Linked DNA regions of Homo sapiens: regions 1, 2 and 3 are each linked to region 4. Evidence: chromatin loops called from intact Hi-C (ENCODE). Cell type or tissue: dorsolateral prefrontal cortex. All regions are shown on one strand. Links, peaks and the distances in the headings refer to the core of each region. The heading gives the core; the rest is flanking DNA.

Region 1 (5,765 bases), core at 341-5,340, 66 kb before region 4:
ATGTGTCAGAGTCATCTTCATGCTCCTTAGCACCTACTAGTTCCCTGACTATAAACTATAAATAAAAAGAACATAATATATGTTTATTAAGTCAATAAACATATAACTAATTATACAACTAAATACCAGTAGTAGCTAACATTGTCCCTTTGTGCCAAGCATTCTCTTTAGTGCTTCACACAGTGTTACTAAACTTTACATTAACACCTTCTTGTATATATTTTATGCTTACAATACATACAGAAACTGTGAAAAAGGGAATGATTTAAGTGACTCACATGGAGGATTTTGTCAGCACATGTGCATCAGGGAGTACATGATGACCAGGTGGCTCCCAACTAAAACAAGGTTAGGGTTTTTATAGCATAGGGTAGGGATCAGGAAACTTTCTGTAAAAGGCCAGATAGCAAATGTTTTAGGTTATTTGACCATTTGGACTCTGCAGCAACTCTTCAACTCTGCCATTATAGCATGAAAGCAGCCATCCACAGCACATGAATAGGTATGGCTGTGTTCTGACAAAACGTTATTTACAGGTACTGAAATTTAAATGTTATATAATATTCACACATCACAATATATTATTCTTTTTAATTTTTTCCCCATCCATTTAAAAGTATAAAAACCATTCTCAATTCTGAGATGTACAAAACCTGGTGCAGGTCTTTGGCCCACAGGCTATATAGTTTGCTGACTTCTGTGATAGGAAAAAGTCCTCGTAGTTTGGGCTTAGGCATCAGTTTTCAACTTTAATGGAAATTTAGGTTGGGCCCCTTTCCCATTTCCATGCCCCTTGCCTGAGGTTATTAGCACAATCTCAAACACCACCCGAAAATTATTTTCTGACAGCTGTTTATAGGCTGGTCAAAATTTATGGGGCTGGAGAGGTGGCTAGCTGCCCTCCCACCCCACCCCAAATAAAAGGCACATAGAAGGCAAGGGGGGAAATTGGAAACCCTTTACTATGCTTATGTTAGTTCTTTAATAACACCAAAGTTTAAATAAATTAAGTGACTCTCAAGGTGAGAGAGCTGGGATTAGAATCATTGACCTATGGGGTTCTCAGTTCATTGGACATCCTAGAGTACTACGCTGTAAAAGACATGCTAATAATTAATACCTTGCTCTGAATGTGCTTATAATACTTCATATGCCATGCACATAAAATGTTATTTATATATTTATTGGTTAAATGAATTAACATTTAAATATTGGCATCGTAAGTGAATAAGTATTCAGTATCTTTGTAATCAATGGGTAACTCATGCTTTTACACATAATAAGAGTAATCTTCTGATCAGCTATTAAAAAGCAAAAAGCATTTTTTTGTATGAGTACAAATTCCATTTACATAAATTAGCCCATGACCTGCTACAGCTAAATCTCCAAAAGCTATGAGAGTGTGGGAAAAAAAAAAACAAAAAAACAAAAAAACTCTCAAATTTTGGTGAAAGTTTCCAGATGAAATATATTAAATGACTCAGCACTCCATTTTCAATTTTCTACTCTTTAACTCATATTTTATAAAATATAGGACAGTTTCTACAGCAACAATTGGGGTCTAATTGGCACAAAAGGCCTATTTTTCAAGCATATGCATTTGTTCCTTTTTTCCTACTTGATCCACATAACCTACCTTGCATAAAATATTTGCTCTTTCCTATATCCTTGTATTTATGTAAGGAAATAATGGAACGATGGTCAGCATGGGATTAGTTTAGATCTTGTTGGAAGATATTATGATCATCTGGCTGCATTAGGAAGCTACAACAGGAAGGGAGTGGTGCATTTGGCAAAGAATGAACATCAATATGACTTTTCAGCTTTACCCTTTCCCCAGTCTGACTTTCTCTCACCTCAATGGAAATTCTATAGTCAGAGTATTTTGGGGTTTTTGTTTGTTTTGTTTATAAGACCACATACCACAAGATTCATGGTTTTTCAGGTTAACGTTTCAAATATTTGCAGAATCACTTCCTCCTCTATAAGGATGATACATTATTAAAGCTGTTTTTTTTTTTAATTCTTGATTTAATTCTTGTTTAAATTCTGTAACCCAAGAGTGGCTCTTCTGAGTTAGAGTATCAATATGGTATTGTCTGCCCATGGTGGATAAGTAATAAGCAGAACTAGGAAAAGGAAAAAATAAATTATATTTCTTTTGCTTCTTTACAAGAGGAAATATTAGGTTGGTGCAAAAGTAATTGCGGTTTTTGACATTACTTTTAATGGCAAAAACCGCAATTACTTTTGCACCAACCTAATACACTGCTGCTTACAACAGAAGTTATACAGACAGTAACAGTAATTATAACAGTCATAAATTTTTTTGTATAAATGCAAATATTAACTTTTTCCCCATTCCTTTTTCCCATTCCATTTGTATCTCTGGAGTTAATGGATACATTCATGGGTTATAATGCTTCTTGCACAAAACATTTATTTCATAGGCAAAGGGAAGGGGAAATAGTTCCCGATAAGGGAATGTATTCTAAACTGCTCCGTACTTGAGTACACATGTGGAAATTTCACTAACTTCGGGAAAAGCCATATGCAGATATTATTCAAGGTCGTTTTAAAAGAGTTAGCTCCAGAGAGTTATTCTTATATCCCTTCTTGAGCAAGAATGCTCTCATTGCAGGTTGCCTTGTCGAGGTTATAGTTGTAATTACAAAGGAACAAAAAGATGACTATTTTTTTTACTCTGTCATTTTAAAATGTATGTTAAAATTTTCCAAACATGAAATGGTCACCCTAATTATCACTGATGACAAAGCTCTGTGGTTCTCATTACTTACCTTTGATGAAGGCCACCTGCGATGGGCTTTGAGGGGGCAGGTTAGTGGGAGAAACAATAGGTGATTAAACACTGCCACTCATGACTGACAGCTGCTTCCTGACATTCGGGTTAAGTCATGAGGGAGGAAACCCAAAAGGGGCAAAGGAGCAGGTTTACATGTGCTCTTCAATTATTCTTATGCGATTTATATAGCTCCATAAATGAACACCATGCTGTAATAAAAAATAAATGTCAAAATCAATAGAAATCCTTGCTGTTCAATTCTTCTACTTCTTGAATTTGAATGTAGGCAATTTAAAGCATTATTCTTTTTCTTGTCATTATTATTAATTTTTCTGCCTTAAGGTTACATTTTCTGCATAATTTTGCTTGCAAATTTAACAATTCTTAGAAGGTTAGAGTCAAAAAGAACAGAAAAATTTCTCCCAAATAAATAGTGAAGTCCAACAAAATAAAATGAAAGTGGAGGAGAATTTAGAAATTAAGAGAAATGTGAGGTCTTTTCATATTTATTTCTAAAATACTGATACTTCAGTATTCTTTAAAAGTCCAGTAAAGTGAGGGACCATGAACTCATAATAAATCTCCAGGGTTTTAATTTTTGGTCAGCTGCATTCTGATTACTGCATACTAATTTCCAGAAAGCCAAAGGCTGAGGGCAGGTTGGGTGAGAGGAAGCACACTGCTGAAGTAGAAATTAAACAGACAGGGAGTGATAAGAACCTCTGAGTGAATTTATATTAAAAAAGACGAAGGCTAGGGGAACATACCTTTTTCTCTGCATATAATTTCATGCACACATGTAGATCTCAAAGGATTCCTTTCGAAAACCAGATGGAAATGTGTTCTCCACAGCAAACGACAGAATGCAGCTAACAATCAGTTTATCAGTAAGTCACCACTCAGGAAAAGCTCCCAAGCTTGGTAAAGAATCAAGCACTTCAAGAAGAAAACTCCTTTTATTCACTCTTTTTCTACTTTACTGCATCAATTCCACTTAGATAAATAGGCAGTAAACTATAGGATTGCTAATCAACCTTTAATGGCAACAAGTAGTCAATTTCTTTAGTTGGCAATTAGACAAAGAAATCTGGAGCTACTTAAGTATGTTAAAACTTCAGGAATATTCCAAGTTCGTATTTTTTAAAAAAAATCAGCATCTATGCCAATATTTAGATGTGTGTGCTTGTGTGTTTATCAGCATTGAATTGAAAGCAGGAATGTATTTCTGTCTGTACAAGCAAAAGCAAGTATATGCAATGTTACTAAAATGTAAAAGTGCTGCTTCAGGAAATGCCCTATAAATCGTGTTTGTTCTTAATATAGTACAAGAGAAATAAGGAGCAGTAAATTGCACCATGGGGTTCTGCCACAGAAGCAAAATTTCAACTTTATAACCTGTTCTTTCTATTTAGAGAAAAATAGGTGGAATCTGTGCTTTATGTGTTATACACAGTTCTAAATCTAGACCATGCGGTGATGGCATCTAACAAAGCTGTCCCAGATTTTTGTTGCAATTGCAGTGAGATCTAAATGATAAAAATGCCAAATGGGGGTGTTCTCTATTCTGGACAGTCCCCACATTTCTATTAGCTCCTGAAGGCTGTCCCCATTTTATTGCTTCCTGAAAACCTCCTCATTATGGTCAGGACATGGCCCCGGTATGGCTGGATTTACCTTGAAAGGAAGGAGCAGAAGTAGGAGTACCAGATATAGGACATGTCTCTTGCAGCAGGGCAGTGGTCTGGTGGGAGAGGAAGGGCTACCTTCCAGAAGTTGGGAGATTTTGGACAAGCTGGCTCCAAACAGTGTGCTCATTCATTCAACAAATATTTACTGAGATATTACTATGTAGAAGCACTAAGACAAGTGGTAGAAACATCATGGTGAATCCTGCTCCCTGACCTCCAATATTATGGAGTAGCTAGGAAGGTTCCCATACAGATCAGAAATGGGCAGGTAATTCTAATTCAGAATGATAAATGGGACCAAAGCTAAATTACATGGTACTGGAACTAGGAAAGGATACAGGAAGGGAGGCCAAGCCAGCCTGGGAGGGCTTCCCAAAGAAGTGATATCTAAGTGATACCTGAAAAAAGTGAGAGTTTTCCAGGATAAAGATGTGTGAGAGAGTGGGGGATGAGGTGTGGGGGAAGATGTTGGAAAAAAGGTATTCCAGGCAGAGGGAAAGAAAACACAAAGAATGTGGAAAAGGTAAAATTGTTCAGGGTGATTTCACTTGCTCCTGAGCACAATGGGATACTCTACCCCAGGATACAGGGGGTGATACAGGGCAGGAGATGGCAGCCATGAAAGTTAAGAAAGATTTAACAGGGGCCTAGTGAGCTGAGCCTGAAAGGAGACTGTGGGTCAGCATCACATAGCCTTTCAACAGGTAAGATGAGGGCTCTGGCCCCAGGCTAAGATTCAGGAGGTACGCCCTCTTCCAACAGGCAGAGGGACACATTGCTGGGAAAGAGAATCTGGGCCAGCAGGAGTTATTCCAAATCCAGTTCGTCAAAGACTCATTCCAGTGGCATAACGATGGTTACTGAATGTTAAACTATTAAGTTACTTCTGACTACATTTTGCTGCCTTACACATCATAAATGGTGTATTTAAAGTTGATTTCAGTACAATTATTTTCCCCATTCAAAAGTAAGATATTTCTAAAGGCAGTAAATAAGAGACTTCATCTCTTCTCCTTTGGATGAGCCTTCAGAGATCTGATTTCAATTTGTATGCCTTTGAAGGTAATCTGACCTGCTTATTCACGATTCAGCATTAAAACCAAAGTAGGGCGCCTTCAGCTGTAGACAGAGCTGAAGTAATAAATAAGTAATAAATTCATAAAACCTCAAATCATCATCGAACTAACATTGCAATCTGTAAATGTAAGCTTCACGTCAATGGGTTTGTGGTACCTTTTGAGGGCACACACTTCTGCTTCTTTAACATAAGATAG
Region 2 (5,765 bases), core at 511-5,510, 170 kb before region 4:
GGTGGGAAAAACTTCTAAGCTGTGCACATTTGTCTATTGATGATGATTGCTATAATTTATTAGGTACTGAATATGTGTTCGGCACTGAACTAAATGCTTAATAAAGTTGTATTCAGCCCATTTTACAGATGAATGAAGTGAGGCTTGGAAAGACTAAGGAATACGTAATTCATACTTATAATTCGTAAGTTACGGAGGCAAGACTCAAAGCCTAAATCCACAGTGCTGCCCCTTACTGTCTTCAGCTCCCATCTCAGAGGGCTAGGAAGGCATTCTCAACTGTGAGATGCTTGTAACCCCCACTTCCACCACCACCACAAACAACAACAAAATAGTTCTCCCTTGCAGTAATAGTGTAAATTAAAGAAAAGGTAAAGGTAACACATTTGGCTTGACTATTAGTAATTAAAACCTGTTGCCCCCAATCTTAGTGTCCTTTTATACAAATATTAATATATGCAGAATTCTCTAATATTTTATTAAAACCAGGGCTTTCTATTCTCCAACAAACCTCTATGGTTGGGGAGATTTGTTCCCATCATTCTCTAACATTAGCTCAAAACTTTGCACAATCTCTACCCCCAACACCACCAATAACCCTTGGGGCATTTTAATTGTGAGCAGGCTATAAAGCTGTAAAATCAGACTCAGCTTACACATCAAGTAAGTTGTGCAGAATATTTCTTTCCTTTTCACACTACCATTATTAGGTGGCATTCCAGGATGCCTTTAAGCTACACTGTATCTCAATTACCACAACTGCCATCTGTTTCTGTTTCTTCCAATGAACGATATCCCCGCTCAAGAGCTAGGCTTCAGTGTGTTTTCTGCAAAGAATATGAGTAACACATACAAATATTCCTCCTATTTAGATTAGACAGTATTAGGTAGTAATCAAAGCCAATTATCTATTGATTTTCAGTTTAACATTTCAACTATCAAACATTATCGTAACTCTGGACATCCTCAGAAGGTTCAAAGGATTGGAACCATTGCAAAGCAATTATAGCAGAGAAGACCCGTTTGAGGAGCTAGAATAGGTAAAAATACAGGCACATCTGCTTTGTAAATCTTGCTAAGGCCTTTAAATGCCATCTGGTTTCCCATTCTTTTCCAGCTACCATCTTCCCCTAGGCTAAAAGATTTTTAAATGACTGGGGGGAAAAGAAAACTTTGAGAAACTAGTTTGAGATTTTAATTCTGCATTTCATCTGTCAGACAGTGAAATGCAGTTAACTGCAGCAAGTGTTCCTAATAGATAAGGGAATTGTTGCTTCACATATAATTACATTGAGTCTAACAGTAGACATAGCCACCTATATCATCATCATACTATTAGAAGTGCTAGTAAGTCTGAAAAGAATCCATTTTGAGGAGGGTCAGAGCTACTTTTATTTTACTTCAAGCCAGGGTTATCATGAAATAAAACTGATAATTCTTTTGGGGAACAATTTTTGGAATATAAAAAAAAGTATTAAAGGGTAAATGAAACTAACTGTTGTGACTGGCAGTGAGTTCAGGTATTTTGTGTTCTTTTGTGTTTGCTTTGGAATGTTAAACAGGTCGGGTTCTTTTTAAAAGAAAACATTTTATTCAGAACATTCTTCCATGAAAGCCTTCTTTGACAAAGTGTCATTTTTTGATATATTAGTACATGTCTGCCCACATTTTACATTCAAAAAGGGCTAGCAATGTTTTAACAACTTTTGACAAGCATGGGGAATTAAACTTCCACAGAATCCACTCTTTTAATGTAATGCTACAATCTATTTTATATTCTCGATTTTGCACTTCTTATGGCAGGCCACAACATTTTAAATTATGTCAACTTATAGTTGAAAAAAGTACAAAGAAATTAAAAATGAGTAATTACTTAACTCATCAATAAAATATTTTTAAGCACATAATTCTGAAATTTGTTGAGAAAGGGAGCTACAGATATAGAACTAAGTGAATTATAAATTAGTAATAAGAGATAAGTCAAAGAAATTTCTAATGAACTCGCCAAGGAATCTCAAGAAATTGAGCTACTTCTTAATTAAATTTAGCTACTAAATTGTAAATTTCAAAATCAAGTGCTGGCTGGGCACGGTGGCTCATGCCTGTAATCCCAGCACTTTGGGAGGCTGAGGCAGGTGGATCATCTGAGGTCAGGAGTTCAAGACCAGCCTGGCCAACATGGTGAAACCCTGTCTCTACTAAAAATATAAAAATTACTTGGACGTAGTCGCGGGTACCTGTAGTCCCAGCTCTTTAGGAGGCTGAGGCAGGAGAATCACTTGAACCCGGGAGGCAGAGGTGGCAGTGAGCCAAGATCACACCACTGCATTCCAGCCTGGGCAACAGAGCAAGACTCCATCTCAAACAAAACAAAACAAAAACAAAAACAAGCAAACCAACAAAAAACCCAAAAACAAAATCAAATGCTTTGTTTATTGGCAATGCAGACTCTGCCTATTGGAAATCTTGCTTGGATACCTATAGGCACCTCAAGTCAACACTTCAAAGACCTCTCTGGCTCCCCCAAACTGCCCCTCCCCCTGATTGTGACCTTGCGTGACTGGGGTCCTAATTGCTCCCCAGCTTCATCTGTTCCCACTCTACCCTGCCTGGCCCATTCATTCATCCAGAGCTGCTTTCAATGCCTTGAATACTCTGGGCTTTGCTCCTCTGCCTAGATCACTATCCTAATCAGCCTGGCTAATTTCTCCTCTTCAGTCTCAGCTTGGATGTCACTTTCCTCAGGAAGATTTTTCTGGCAGTTCTTTTTCCAGGTGCCCTTTCTCTAGATCCTTACAACCCTGTTCTCTCCAATCAAAGTCCCTATCACAGAGTGATGCAATTATCTCTTTACTGGCCTGTACCCCCACCAGAGTGTAAGCAGCATAAGGGCTAAGACAATGTCTATTTTTTTTACTGTTAATCTCCACAGCTTAGACCACTGCTTGGAATATTCTAGATGCTCTCAAAAAAACTCCTTTAAAAAGATTAATGAATCATTTAAGTGAGAAGTTCATACATGATGAATGTGTTTCTTTTTTCTTTTTGGCAATAATACAAACTGTCAAATATAACCACATTTTAAAAAATTACTTACCAAAGTCGATATGGGTTAACACTAATGTTCCCATTTGGTTATTTCATTTAGCTGGAACAAGTTTCTCGTTTTGGTTTAAGACTTTTCTCATACCACCTATCTCTATAAAGCAAAATGCAGGCCGGGCACGGTGGCTCACTCCTGTAATCCCAGCACTTTGGGAGGCCGAGGCAGGCAGATCACGAGGTCAAGAGATGGAGACCATCCTGCCTAACATGGTGAAACCCCATCTCTACTAAAAATACAAAAATTAGCTGGGCATGGTGGCTTGCATCTGTAGTCCCAGCTACTCAAGAGGCAGAGGCAGGAGGATTGCTTGAACCCGGGAGGTGGAGGTTGCAGTGATCCAAGATCATGCCACTGCACTCCAGCCTGGTGACAGAGCGAGACTGTCAAAAAAAGAAAAAAGAAAAGTGCAAGGTAGATAATAGGAGCATTGAAGGATGTTAAGCTCTGGAATGCCATGCTAAGATTTGAGTTTAAGATACAGACTTCTAATGGTAACAGCAAAGGTGTATTGATGTATTGAAAGGGGCAGAATTTATAAAATCCAATGTATAACACCTGAAGTAGCTAAAGGTGTTACTTGATATGGCTGTGTCACTATAATCACCGAACTTTAAAGGGGATGTTGTGACTGGAAAAGAAAATTTGAAACCAGTACCCATTAGTGGGTCAAGCAAATGAAGATGGAGAACAGGGCATCTTATGAATATTGTTATTATATAATAAAGAACTGGAATAATCAATATCCTCTTGAAAGAGACTTAAATCTAATGAAGCAGCTGTAGATAACTAAATTATGATTATGACAGATTCAGGGAATTGGTTCAGGGTTCTTTGCATCCAAAATTCAAATAAGTAATCAAAGTGAAATTGCATTAGCTGACCTCCTCAGACCACCTCTGAAATACAGTAAGCATTTATTAAGAATACCCAAAATAACAGCATGACATAACTGCTTCTATATTTCACAAATGCCTTTGGCTAAGGGGGAGGAGGAATGGAGTCAGGTAGGGGAGGGCACGTGAGGGAGGAGGACACAGGAGGAAGAGAAGAAGCTACTTGCACAAAGATAAATGGAACTCTTATTTTAATAATTGCCACAGCAGTATTTTTCTTAAGTCAAGATTAAAAATATGACGAGCTTACAGAATGTTATCGTCCACAGCAAAAGTAATATAAAAACAATTGTTATTCCCACATAAATTACTTAATACAACTGCTACTGGTTTTACAGATTAGTGCTAGCACTGATGGGCCATTGTATAAAAAAGACATTCTTTCTCTGTATTTTTTAGTCTTCAGCTTTTGGTATTCCTTTGTCTCTTTAGTATATTCTTATGTCTTATCTTGAAGTATAATGAAATATTTCACTAGTAACACCCACAGAATTGTTTTCATTGGCTCTCTTCTGGGCCTCCTGAGGCCATTATATGAATGGTAACAAAAAACAATTTCAAGGCAATAATAATGATGAATAAATTAAAGCACAGTGTATAGTCTCCATCAATAAATAAATTTGTTTTACTGAACTGTATTTTCATCTCAAGAACTGTTCTCCCCACCCCCACCCCTTTCCAAAATGCTTCTTTAAAGCAGTTCTTATTTCAAAAGACTGTTTCAAATTGATTCTGAGGAATTTGAGTTCTCCACACTCTTTTCTGGCAATGTGCTTTTTCTCAGATCATCAGAAACAATGTGAAAACACCTGTCACGGTAATTTCCAATGTCTATCATCTACTAAGTTATACATAAATGATCCACGGTTGCAATGTGGTCCTTGAATGAAGGACTTTCTCAAGAAAGACAAATGCTGTCGAAAATAAAAATGGGTACCTTGTAGGAAAAAGCCACTTGTATCATTGGCAGAAACCTATAGTTTTTATTTTTATCTCTAATCAGAGCCAAGCTAACATTTTTGAAAGAACTAATTTTGCTTTTCATTCACAACAAGGGTTATGTATACATGCATGCTTACCTACAGGTTTAGATGTCATTCAACTCAACTCCATGGGGTTGCGGCTGGAAGTGGAGTCAGATTGGCAACAAAGCATTTACTGAATGCCTACTCAGGGTAAATGATTCTAAAAAAAACTACCTCTTCACCCCACGCTATCCCCCAAAAACAAGGCAAGGTATAATTGTTGAACACATACAGTATAGGTGTTCTAAAAAGCATAGAGAAAGGCTCTGGGGTATAAATCTATTTTTATGTCCTATATACCCGTTCTTTTATGTGGCCTTAGCTTAGATGAGAGTCACTCCCAAGACTGGTCTGTTCCCCAGGTGATTCTGCAGCCAGAGTTGGGAATCCTGCTCTTAAGCCCTAAGAGCTCTTAAGCAGAGCATTTTAGCAACAAACTCCCTACCCATTTCCTGTTTTCAGTCATCTGTGCAACCTGCATTTCCTTCACATTCTTAGTCCTTTCACCAGGGCTTGAAAATTAGTTTGTATTTCCCTATCCCATTTCCCTCTCCTGTCCTCAGAATTGCAATGCAGTTCTACCGTAGTTTGAATGGGTAGTATCATACATTTTGACATCCAGATTCAAGAAGGCAAGTATGTATCAAAATAATCTTGCATTTTTTTTATCCACAAGAATAACCCTTGAAATAGTTAGGCCTTTTGAGATGGGTTGCAATTTGTTAGGAAATAAATGATATG
Region 3 (5,765 bases), core at 277-5,276, 240 kb before region 4:
AACTACCTTAGATCAAATTAACATTGCATATGATACAAGTTTATGAAATAGATTGCACACATGTTCTTTTACAAATGGATTTGACTCCTTGTGGCATTAGTGAAATTTACATTGATTAACCAGTAAGCTGTAATGTTGTTTTCGATTTGGGCTCAACAAATCAGTTTTACTTAATGCTCCAAGTGTTCTTTACTTTGGGGTATTTAGGGTAAGTAGATATTATATTGCCTGTGGGAAAACACTACACTTGTAATTAAGCTAAGGAGGTAATTTCATGAAAAGAAGAAGATAATAGGGCAAAGTTTTCAAGATAATGAGATTCCCAGAAATGCACGAACTATCCCTACTTGAATGAAATAAATTACATTATCATCCATCATATGACTAATCTAAGAGTAGCCATCTCTCTGTTAAAATAGACCTATCGAATAAAATGATAAAATACTGTCACTTAGGAAAAGGATAACAAATTAAGAAATACTATTAACAAAAGAACGCTGTGTAGAGTTAGCATTCCATAAATGTTCCTTGATTTGAATTGAACAAAAAAGACCTACAAAAAAGAAATTCTGCCTTTCCCACTTACAATATATTCTATTTGTACTTTTCTGTAAATAACAGTACAGAGTAAAAACTACATATAATGGGCACATATCCATACTTTAAAAAATACATCTATAACAACTTTTATGCAGTACATGAAAATAAGGTATTGATTTGTGGCAACTATAGTAAAATGACTGTCTAGAAGTTGGGAGAATATTTAACATGAAGTTAAAACTTTCCTTTTGAAAAAACTTCCTTGCTGGTTTAGAGCTGAAGCTTATACCATTACTGAAATCACTTATTCAAGGTAATTATGAAATGCAAGGTACAATGTATAAAAGTTGAAAATCAAGACAAGGTTCTGAGAACACATACAATCATCTATTCCTAGAAAATAATTAACAAGGAAAAACTACCTGAATATTAGTTCTATTGGAGAAAAGTTACCAGGTAAGATATAAGTTCTATAAGATTGTTATGTATTTTATCACATCTCAGACTTTGTTTCTGATGCTAAAATTAGAAGACCAACAAATGGTATATTTAAAAAAATTCATTAAGCCCATCTCAGAAACTGAACAAAAAGACTTGGGTTGGAAATGATACTGAGAAGTAATGGGAAGCAAACATAGATTCTATTCTTCCCCAAAGCTCAAATTACTTACTAAAATTGAGTAAGAGATTAAGAAGGCATCAGCATATTTTCCTCGCTGTTTTTTCCCCTTCCCAAAAGTTTTATATTCTAACTTTTTGAGAAGAAAAATAGAAAAACATTTAAAAAATAATTCATCATGAACAAGTGGAGTTTATCCCAAGGATGGTTTTACATTTGAAAATCAAATAGTGTAACTTATCAGAGTAACAGACTAAAAAAGAAAAACCATATGATCACCTTAGTAGATGCTAAAAAAGCATCTGAGAAAATCCAACGTCCATTTCTGATGAAAACTCTCAGCAAATGAGAAATTGAAGGGAATTTCCTTGATCTGATAGAGATCATCACCAAAAAACCTGCAGCTAACATCATACTTAATAAGACTTAATGCTTTCCTCCTAAAATCAGGAAGAAGACAACGTCTGTTCTTACCACTTCTACTCAACATTGTTTTGAAAGTTCCAGCCAGTGCGATGGGCAAGAAAAAGAAAAGACAGATTGGATAGGGAGTGGTAAAACTGTCTTTGTTTGCAGATGACATGATTACATAGAAAGACTGATGGAATTTATAAAAATGCTACTAGAATAAGTTAGTGAGGTTGCAGAATACAAGTTGAGCATATAAACTCAGCTGTATTTCTATATACTAGCAGTGATCAATATGAATTTCAATGTCATTGCAGTAACATAAATGTGTGAAGTATTTAGGAAATAAATTTGACAAAGAATATGCAAAACCTGTACACTGATAATTAAAAAGCATTATCGAGAGAAATTAAAGATGCATGTATAAATGGAGCAGTATAACTTGTTTATGGGTTAGAAAACACAATATTGCCAAGCTGTCATTTCTCCTTATATTAATTTATAGATTCAGTGTAATTCTACTCAATATTCCAGTAGGCTTTTTTGGGTAGAAATTGATAGGAGTTCTAAAATTCATAGGGAAATTCACATGGGAAGGCAGATATAGGTATACAGATATAAACAGATGTGTGTGCGTGTGTGCATGTAAATATAGATATATGAGAAGGTAGATACAGTCTGGGTCCAGTCAAGAGAGGGAATCTGTACAGTAATTAAAACAGAGAAAATATAAAGAATTACTAACTATAACAAGGGATTGGAGCAACCAGGGGTAAAGAGAACTCTACAGGAATAGCAGCTATAAGGAGCAGCTACGCTTTTGAATGCTGAGGCAGAGCACCCGAGAAAAAGTCCCACTCCTCGCCCCTCTGCCACCGCCTCAATAAGGTTGAAATACAGAACTAGACAGCAAAGGAACTGGCTGCAGCACTGGTGTAAGTTGCTTGAAATCCACTTTCTAGGGTGCCAGAGGAGCTGTTCATAGAACGTGTCTCATCAGAGGCACTCACCTATGAAAATGCCCGAGGACGTATTGCAGGGAGCTTGTGGCCACCTGGTGATGCCGGCCCCTAGAAGAGCCTGTCCAGTGCACACACTGGAACCCAGAAGGGAAACCCTTTCCTCTGGTAATATCTCTCCGGCGCCCTCTACCGACAAAGCTCAACATGCTGACAGCTCCAAAGGGAAAATATTTAAAGGACCTAGGTCCATTTTCATGGAGCAGGCAAAAAATGCATTTGGAGCTGAGAAGTAATAAAACATTAACTGGCACAAATAGATAACAAAGAGGCATAAGGACATTTTAGGGGGAAAGGGTGATGGATATGTTCATTATCTTGACTGTAGTGACAGGTATATACATATGTCAAAACTTATCAAATTGTACAATTAAAATATGTGCCATTTATTATATGTCAAGTCTACCTTAATAAAGCTGTTAAAAATGTAACTGGTCAAGCACAGTGGCTCACTCCTGTAATCTCAGCACTTTGGGAGACTGAGGCTGGTGGATGGCTTGAGCTCAGGAGTTGGAGACCAGCCTGGGCAACATGGCAAAACCCCATCTCTACCAAAAATACAAAAGTTAGCCAGATGTGGTGGCAGGCGCTTGTAGTCCAAGCTACTCAGGAGGCTGAGCCAGGAGGACTGCTTAAGCCTGGGAGGTCAAGGCTGCAGTGACCTGTGTTTGTGCCACTGCACTCCAGCCTGGGTGACAAAGTGAAACCCTGTCTCAAGAAAAAAAAAAATGTATCTGAAAGTCTTCCACTACTCTCCTAACAGAAGCAACCCTTGCACTGATTAAAGGTTTAAGCGGAAGGTGTTTGTATCTATATGTGTGTGTGTATATATATATATATGCATTTATGTATTATTTTTTCATACCAAGAGCAAAATTGCTGACCATTGAGGACTCTTCCTCAGGGTGAAATCCCCTAGGGGCTCTACCTTCAGATCCACAGCTCAGGAGCCCAGTTTGGCTGGGGAAGCTCACCTCCATCTGCCTGTTCAGTGGGACCAAGAATTTAAAAACCTTCCTTGCCAAAATCCAGTAGCTCTGGAGCCAAGGCTGGACTTCCCCGGGGCCAGTCTTAACAGATACTTGGTGTTCATGAGCTCCAGCTGTCTGGCTGCAGCACAGCACTCCTTCCCTTCCTCTCTGGCCATGTCTTGCTTCCTGGGTAATGGATATCCCTGGACCCTCATCGCTCTCCTTTCTGGGAGGACCTGGTCCATGGCTGCTGTTCATGAGAGGTGTAGATAATACACCATGTTACCACAGTGTGTGCTACCTTTGCAGTCTTAGAGCGTACTGACTGCCTTCCCTTTCTCACTCCCCAGTCTTCTTTATGTCAAATAGCAATTCTGCCTTAATTTAATATTTATTTATTGCCTACTATATGCAAGCATTGTGTTAGCTATGAAGGCTACAACAAGGGACAGTGCAGACATAGTCTTTGCCTTCATGGTGCTTACCTTTTAGGAGAAACTGCAGAAAACATAAACAAAAATCCCAACTTAGCTGGACTTATATAATGGTCAAATGGACATAATATAATGATTTCTCTCTCAACATGCCATGTCATTCTTCAAACCAGAATTACTGTAAGCTCCTCAAGGGCAGGGACCCAGAAACGATGGACTACAGTGATGCCATTTACATATACACACATTTACATACAAAATATTCACCTCTTGGGATGACTTTTTGATAGATGAGGGCTTATTAGAGAATTGGTTTGATTTTCCCTTAGCCTACTTCAAATTAATCTGTCAAAAAGTAATTAAAATTGTTGTTGTTGATGAAATATGTAACTGTGGCCTAGAGTCTATACATTATTTTATTTCCCTGCCACTGTCACCACTGCCATCACAAAATGAATTTCATACTAGATGTTTATTAAAAGGCAGCTAGAGTGTGCTGGAGGTTGGGTGGTGAGTTGAGACATGCATTAATTATCCATTAAATCAATCAATGAAACATGCTTTTGAGCATGACTCTGTGCCCAGGACCAGGCTGGTTCTGTAGGGATGAGAAGAGCCATGTAAGAATTCAGTTTTGTCCTTACAAACCTCAAATTGTTAAATGTGAAAACTAGCCAGTAGAGGCCATTTGCTTTGGAATGGTGGTACTAAACCCAAGGCCAAAAGAAATCAGAAATGAATAGTGTTTGGGTCTTACAGTCAAAGGACTTTCTGTGGAAGAGCTAGGCTTTATAGGATATTTAGAAAATTGAAAAGTTGAAAGAAGGGTTTGGGGAGAGTGGATATAAGAGAGTAAATGAAGGGCATGATGTGGGATGAGACAGGTGAGGCTATTAAAAGTGTCATGGAATTAATCACATGAATTTTTAAAAACTGCAACTTGTTTTTGCATATTCTATAATGTAGTGGCTTCAATTAGTTTGACAAAATATTTAAAATATGTATAGTGTACTATTTTCTAACAATTAAACAACCAAATTTCATTCTCTTCAAAAAGCATAGGGCAATTTCCTATTTTCTAAGAATATCACTGTGAAAATTACATTTAATTAATTCTTGACCTTGGAATACATCATGCACCATTTAATCTATCCTCTAGTTTTATTTGGATTTCATATCCAACTCATATTCACCCCCAAAGTATAGAGAATATGCAAACCTGACCTCTTATTTTTAGTAAACTATCGTTTTTTACTGCTTTGGAAAAAAGTATATGCATGGGCCTGGAAGAAAATGTTATTTTAATAATCTGACATAGAAACTATAAACTTCTCAGTCCATTTTGTACTGGTTTCAATGGAGCATAACTAATTCAATGCTTTCTGGGCATAGTACACTAGAGAGAAATCTTTCAATGAACAGTGCAATGAGATGGCACATATTTGTATTGCAAAATACATCTTGAAACAGTTTTAAGTTCAAAATAGGAACATCCTTAGCAAATTAAATGCTAAATGTTCCCTAGGTGCCATAAAGACATCACAGATAACTCTACCACACTTTAGTGGAAACATTTGCATATCATTTTCTAAGCCATTTAGTAGTCCCCAAACAGAATGTCCTATCTTCCTCACACAGAGCATGGGTCTCCTGCCTAGGTCTTTTGGCCTCTGCCTCCCTGGGTGACAGAACTCCCTCTCTATGCACTGCACTCCCTACTTCTCACATAACTAGTGCTGGGGAATAACTTCCTCTCCATAGAGGTCTAGGGGCC
Region 4 (5,765 bases), core at 372-5,371:
TATTATCTTCAACTTTTTCTTGAAAAGACCTTAATATATTTGAAATAAATTATAATGTGTAATTTGTCTAAAGCTCTGAAATATGTAGAAACTACTAAGTAAAACCTTTGAGAAGCACCAGCTGTTTATTACTTCTAGCAAATCAGTTTAGAAAGGAGCATTAGCACAGAAAGAAGGCCCACCCACCCACTTTCGCCCCCACCCAACCCGACCCTGCATGCTATTTATCAGACCAAGTTTACATAAATCAGAGAAGAGTTACAGTGCTATTAAATGTATCCACGAAGTAATATGACATAAAGCACTTTGCAAATATTAAATCTCTCCCCAGTGTTTTCTAAGAAGAAACTGGTATTCGTATTCGGAGACAGAGAGGAGAGGGGGAGAGAGGGGAGGGAGGGAGGGAGAGGGAGAGGGAGAGGGAGAGGGAGAGGGAATAGGGAGAGAGGGGGAGAGAGAGAGAGAGAGAGAGAGAGAGAGAGAGAGAGAGTGAGTCCCACCGGGTGAAGACAGGGTAGACCACGAATGTGAGCATCAGCTCCCTTGGGTGGGTGCCCTGAAGCACTGAAGTAGGGAAGCGGAAGAGTAGAGGAAACCCACCAAGGTGAAGTGACTCCGGAGTTGTTTGTTTGCTGGGCGCTTGGAACCTCCAGGTAAAGACATCCACCTTAAGCTGGACGCTCCTTGCAGGTTGCCCTAAACCAAGGTGGTCGCCCAAGTAACAGGAGCAGGAGTCTCAGCGCTCCAGTGAGTAGCGACAGCGACCTCTCAGACTTGTTTGTAGTAACAGTATGACCACCCTTCGACTGCATCCATCCCGCGCGCGCGCGCGCGTGTGTGTTGGGTGGGAAGAGATGCATAAAGTGGGGCTGTGAGGGGTGTGGGGGGGGCCAGCTGGGAAGAGAAAACCCCACCCACATGTTAACTTAGCCTTTGCCTGTTCTTTGCCTGCCCTCTGCCTGTCCTCTGCTGGGGCCTCGCAGGCCCCCACTGTCCCAAAGCTGCCCTCGCGCTCCAAACAGCTCCACAGCCACCCCAGAAGTGACCGAACGCGAACCCCTAAACTCTGGCGAGCGCAGTAAACGCGTGTTCCCTTTCTCCCTCAAAGAGAGCGCTACCCAGCGCTCTGGGAGAGACTGAGAGAGAAACAGACAGGCAGGCTGACTGACACCTTCTGTCTAATTTTACCCCAGGAATTGCCCCCGCCGTTTCTCATCTCGCACTAGTTTAACCTCTGGTCCTAAGCAAACCTCTCAAAAGTCTTCCCCAGGCAGCGCCCAGGAGAACCGAACCCCACAAAGTGCTTTTTTGCTGGCATCACCCGGATGCTTCCCTTTGGCGATTTGCCCCTTCTCATTTCCCCCCAAATCTAGAGGTCTCAAAGCCCCTCCCCCGCGCGAGGCGGGCAGCGCGCCTTGCTCACCGTGGTCCCCGGCGGTGGCGGCGCGGGCGGGAGCCTCAGGGCGCGGGGGTCGGCGGCGGGTCGCGTGGGGGTCACCCGGCCGCTGCTGCGGTCCGGACGGCAGTTGGTCCAGTAGTTTCGGATGCCCGGGCTAGGCTCGGCGGAGAGCGAGTCGGCGTGAATGAGAGCAAACCAACAGGGCTGTGCGTGGCGCGTGTGAGTAAGACGCGAGCGGGCCCCACACGCAGGCGGCGGCGGCGGCGGCGGCGGCGGCGAGGTCTGAGGCGGGGAGCCGGGCGGGGGGGCAGGCGGGCGAGAAGTAGTGGAGTTTAGGGCGCGTTTCCTGCACTTCCCCGAGAGGCTGGAACCAGGTGCGGCAGGGCGCGCTCCCGTGGCGCGGGCACGGCACGGGCGGCCGCAGGAGCCGGAGTCCGCGCAGTGCCGGAGACCGCAGCCGCTCTGCGGGGGGAGGTGCGCATCCTCCTTGCCCCACGAGGGCACCGGCGCAGCCCCGGACCCTGCGCGCAGAGGGCGAGACTTCGGGCGTCCTCGGTGACAGCTCCTCGGGCAGCCCGCTCCCTCCCAATCCGCCCAAAAGAGCAACACTCAGTGTGACTGGGATCTTCCCTTCCTGCGTCCTCGAGCCTCCGGTGCCAAGCTGTGCGGGCGCCCCGCTCCCCGCGGCTGGCGCTGTCACGGCCGCCGCCCGGCCCCCAGAGCGCCCGAGCCGGCAGCTGCCTCCCGGAGACGTGCCCAGCTGTGTGCGCGTGTGTGTGTCTAAGCGAATCTCTTCCCCTCCATCACTTGGGCGCGCAGGAGGGACCGGGTCCCTGGCGACCAGCTGCAGAGTGGCTGCCAGTCCACACCCTCCCGGCTCTCTCCCCACCCACCCCGCCCCTACTCCTCCTCGCCTTCCCCTCCTCCCCGTGCTCCTCCTCCAGCTGCCGCTCCCGAGCTCCCAAAGGCAGCGGAGAAACCGCAGCGAAAGGGAGGAGGAGGAGGGTGGGGAAGGAAGCGCAGGTGTCTTCGGCGGAGAGACGGGCGCACGCACCGGAGCGGCTTGCTGCAGGGGGAGGGCAGGGCCTTAGGCGGAGAAAGGGGAGGAGGAGGATTTACCCGGAGGCGGAGGTCCCGCAGCTGAGCCACTGCGCGTCCCACCCAGGCGCTGGAACCGCGGGCGAGCAGCGCAGTGGGGCTGCCGGGTGGGCGCGCAGGGCTCCCAGTTGGACTGAGGTCGCAGCTTGGGGAACCTGCGGAGGTGACCAGGGTGGCAGAACTCGGGGACACAGAGGTCGGAGGGACCCAATTGCTGAGGCGCTGAGACCGGTCTCTCTGGGGTGAGGGGGATGCCTAGACCCAGAGCTTGGGGCACACAGGTGTCCAGGAAGCTGGTGTGTGTGGCTCCAGAGTGCCAGGCGGGAGAGCCGGAGGCGGTGAAGGGTCGGGCGGCGGCCGCGGCGTGCTTGGGGCTGCTGTGTGCATCCGGAGTCACAGGGGGCGATCACCGCCTAGCTGGGAAGCGGAGCTCAGGACTCAGCCTTCTTTCAGGTCCCAAGTCCAAAAGCCGAGAGGCACACTAGCCTTCCCAATTTAGTCTGTGTTCCTCCAACCCTTTGCCCCCAGCAAAACAACAGGCCAGGAGCTGATTCTACCTGCTACTTACTGTGCTCTTTACCGGACTGAAAGGACTCTACTGCTCCAAGGAGACTGATGTGTTGCTTCCTCTCTCCCAACTCTAGTCCCCTCCCTCAACATACATTCCTACCCAACCAAAATTATCCAGAACATTGTATTTCTCATTGATAAACTTTTTCCCTCTGGGGTTCCCTAAAAATGAAAATCTTTCCTCCCTTTTTATCTGTAGAGGCATTAAGTCTCTTGCTTACATTTCATAGTACAAATGCAGTACACAGAAAAGTCCTTTAGGCAAGAAATCACAGCATTATTGCTTATGACGGCTTGTCTGTTTTCAAATGACAGTCGCAGAATGCAAATTTGTGTCAACCTGAGGTCAGTGGAGAGAGTTGGTCCATTTAATTAGAGGTATTTTGGAAGGAATCTGGGAAACAACACTAGAAAGAATTGCTGTACTTTCTCCAGTACCCATTCCTTTTTATTATGGTAATTTCACTCTGTTAATTTAGGCAATCTGAAAATGAAAGGTCGGATGCAATTTACAAGGCACAATATTTCTAGATTCTCATTCAACAGCCCGCCCCACCTCCTTCCTCCCACCACTCTTACCATCACCTCAAAAGGTCATGAGCTAAGAACCGAAACTGCACTTTTTAAATCTCAGGATATAGCCTGAATGACAAAGCTGTTGAGTTTTAGAAAGAGACCAGTTAAGTCTAAACTTATTTACCAACTACTCAGACAAAATCATATGCTCAGCAGCAACAATAAAATGTATACTGTGTAATATATTGAGCAGGAGGAAAGATGGCTGTTTGCCAGATATGTGATCCATTAACCTCTTTAGCTCATTGTTGGCAACAATAGCATACAATCACATTCCTATGTTTGAAAGACAAGAGATTTTTTTTTCCCATCTTAAAATCACAATGCCACATTATAGTCTAAAAGAAACCTCAAACAATAAAAGTAATAAGAAAGGAAGAAACATGGTTTGTTTTTTTTCTGAACAAATGTTGCTGTTCTGTTTTTTTTTCTTGAGGGGAAAAATGCTGATAAGCAATAAAGTCCACAAAAGCATGACAATAGATTTTGAAGAATGCATCACTCCATCTATTAGTCCTTTCAATTAGTAAACTTTATTTAAAAGGTTTATTTATATTATCTTTTGATTGGTATTCAGTCTTTCTTTTGTGCCTGGAAGATGACTGAGAAGGAGGATGGGTGAGCTGAATCTGGTTTCTCATAATTCTGTCTTGCATCAGGTTTATGTCTGGCAGGAGAGGAATGCTCAGCAGCCTGTGCTTTCTCAGCAATCCTAACTTCTCCTCAGAGGATCCTTTGCTCTGTAGCTGATGGATTGTGAGATTGTCACAGTAATTTTGCCTACCTGCTACAGGGTCACACCTGGGGTTGGGAGCAGGTACGGTTCCAAAAACTGGGATGCAATGCTCTGGAAAGAGCTTTTACCTTGCCCAGGGTTGGAGGATTAGATGAAGGTGCATGAGCTTTTTTGTGTTGCTTTTCAACTTCTACAGATGACCTGGATTTTCTGCTAGGTGAAGTGTGGAGGTGGGTGGGTGTGGTCTAACATTTTAAGAAACATTTTGGTATTGTGGTAAATTAAACAAATAAAACTAAACACTAGACATAATGGTACACCCAAAAAATCTATTTGAAATACAGTTTTGAAAACAGTCACAGATTTATTGGTTTAGCTTAGTCATCTATGCCAAATAAAGTACACAGCAATGAAAACATTTGGTTAATTAGAGTGTTCATTTGGTAAAGAATATATTTTTTTTCCTGAACATCAGCATACTCTCTTGTCTCATAAAGATGTAACCATTAAATATTATTTGGGCCAGTGATGCTAGCTTATGTCTATAATCCCAGCAATTTGGGAGGAGAAGGTGGAAGGATCACTTGAGGCCAAGAGTTTGAGATCAGCCTGGGCAACATAACGAGACCCCTTCTCCACAAAAAATTAGAAAAAAAAAAAAAATTAGCTGGGCAGGGTAGTGTATGCCTGTAGTCTCACCCACTCTGGAGGCTGAGCCAGGAGGATCCCTTGAGCCCAGGAGTTTGAGGTTACAGTCATCCATGATCACACCACTGCACTGCAGCCTGAGCAGCAGAGCAAGGCTCTGTCTCCAAAATATAAGAAATATTATTTACTTTACAGCTTCAAATGGAGACTGCCCTCTCAGTAAAATATAGAAATGTTTGTCATTATGAAGAAATTGAGGGCAGCTGACTTACTTTCCAAAATCTATCTTTTTTTCTTTTAACCAGCCAATTGCTGACTTTCAATTGGTTTAGTAAATATTCATTGAAAGGGCCCTTCAGTCCAGGCACAGTGGCTCACACTTGTAATCCCAGCACTTTCGGAGGCTGAGGCAGAAGGACTGCTTGAGTCCACGAGTTTGAGGCCAGCCTGGGCAGCATGGAGAGATCCCATCTCTTCAAAAAAATTAAAAAATATATATGGGCTTGGTGTCACATGCCTGTAGTCCCAGCTACTCAGGAGGCTGAGGTGGGAGGGTTGCTTGAGCCCAGGAGGTCAAGGCTGCAGTGTGCTATGATTGTACCACACTCCAGCCTGGGCAACAGAACAGGATGCCATCTCAAAAAATTTAAAAAAGGAAAGAAAAGGGTCCTTCTATGTGCTACCACTGGAAACCAGAAGATGAATAGAAGAAGTCTCTGCTCTCATTGAGCGAGGTCA

What was found. Hi-C counts contacts between places; a loop is a spot of excess contacts. Peaks named below come from ENCODE experiments on the same cell type or tissue, not always from the same donor. Only the 100,000 strongest peaks of a DNase experiment are listed, where the experiment ranks them.
Region 1: a loop joins it to region 4, with 2.7 times the contacts of the local background. A loop is called at or near these places in 3 of 110 quality-filtered maps.
Region 2: it touches region 4 in a loop (2.3-fold over the local background); 3 of 110 quality-filtered maps call a loop at or near these places.
Region 3: it touches region 4 in a loop (4-fold over the local background); 6 of 110 quality-filtered maps call a loop at or near these places.

What each region holds. Positions count from the first base shown.
Region 1 is chr6:114,275,205-114,280,969 of GRCh38, forward strand. All of the region lies in intron 1 of HS3ST5 (heparan sulfate-glucosamine 3-sulfotransferase 5), which reads right to left. All of the region lies in intron 9 of HDAC2-AS2 (HDAC2 and HS3ST5 antisense RNA 2), which reads left to right. Among named protein-coding and RNA genes, the nearest start is that of HS3ST5, 65 kb to the right of the region's middle. In dorsolateral prefrontal cortex, for the core only: no CTCF peak of the experiment used is centred there; no DNase peak of the experiment used is centred there; H3K4me3 peaks cover 560 bases; H3K27ac peaks cover 632 bases.
Region 2 is chr6:114,171,497-114,177,261 of GRCh38, forward strand. All of the region lies in intron 2 of HS3ST5 (heparan sulfate-glucosamine 3-sulfotransferase 5), which reads right to left. All of the region lies in intron 6 of HDAC2-AS2 (HDAC2 and HS3ST5 antisense RNA 2), which reads left to right. Among named protein-coding and RNA genes, the nearest start is that of HS3ST5, 170 kb to the right of the region's middle. In dorsolateral prefrontal cortex, for the core only: no CTCF peak of the experiment used is centred there; no DNase peak of the experiment used is centred there.
Region 3 is chr6:114,105,862-114,111,626 of GRCh38, forward strand. The region is part of intron 3 of HS3ST5 (heparan sulfate-glucosamine 3-sulfotransferase 5); the gene reads right to left. All of the region lies in intron 5 of HDAC2-AS2 (HDAC2 and HS3ST5 antisense RNA 2), which reads left to right. Among named protein-coding and RNA genes, the nearest start is that of HDAC2, 140 kb to the left of the region's middle. In dorsolateral prefrontal cortex, for the core only: CTCF peaks have their summits at 2,723 (motif pointing left) and 2,928; a DNase peak (open chromatin) is centred at 2,700; H3K4me3 peaks cover 1,323 bases; H3K27ac peaks cover 2,904 bases.
Region 4 is chr6:114,340,772-114,346,536 of GRCh38, forward strand. HS3ST5 (heparan sulfate-glucosamine 3-sulfotransferase 5) reads right to left here and starts at 2,252. Exons shown (of 5, transcript NM_153612.4): 1 at 1,424-2,252. It overlaps LOC107986638 (a long non-coding RNA gene), which reads left to right and starts at 1,554. Exons shown (of 8, transcript XR_002956366.2): 1 at 1,554-1,618. In dorsolateral prefrontal cortex, for the core only: a CTCF peak has its summit at 2,878; DNase peaks (open chromatin) are centred at 720, 1,640, 2,120, 2,880 and 2 weaker places; H3K4me3 peaks cover 3,561 bases; H3K27ac peaks cover 3,500 bases.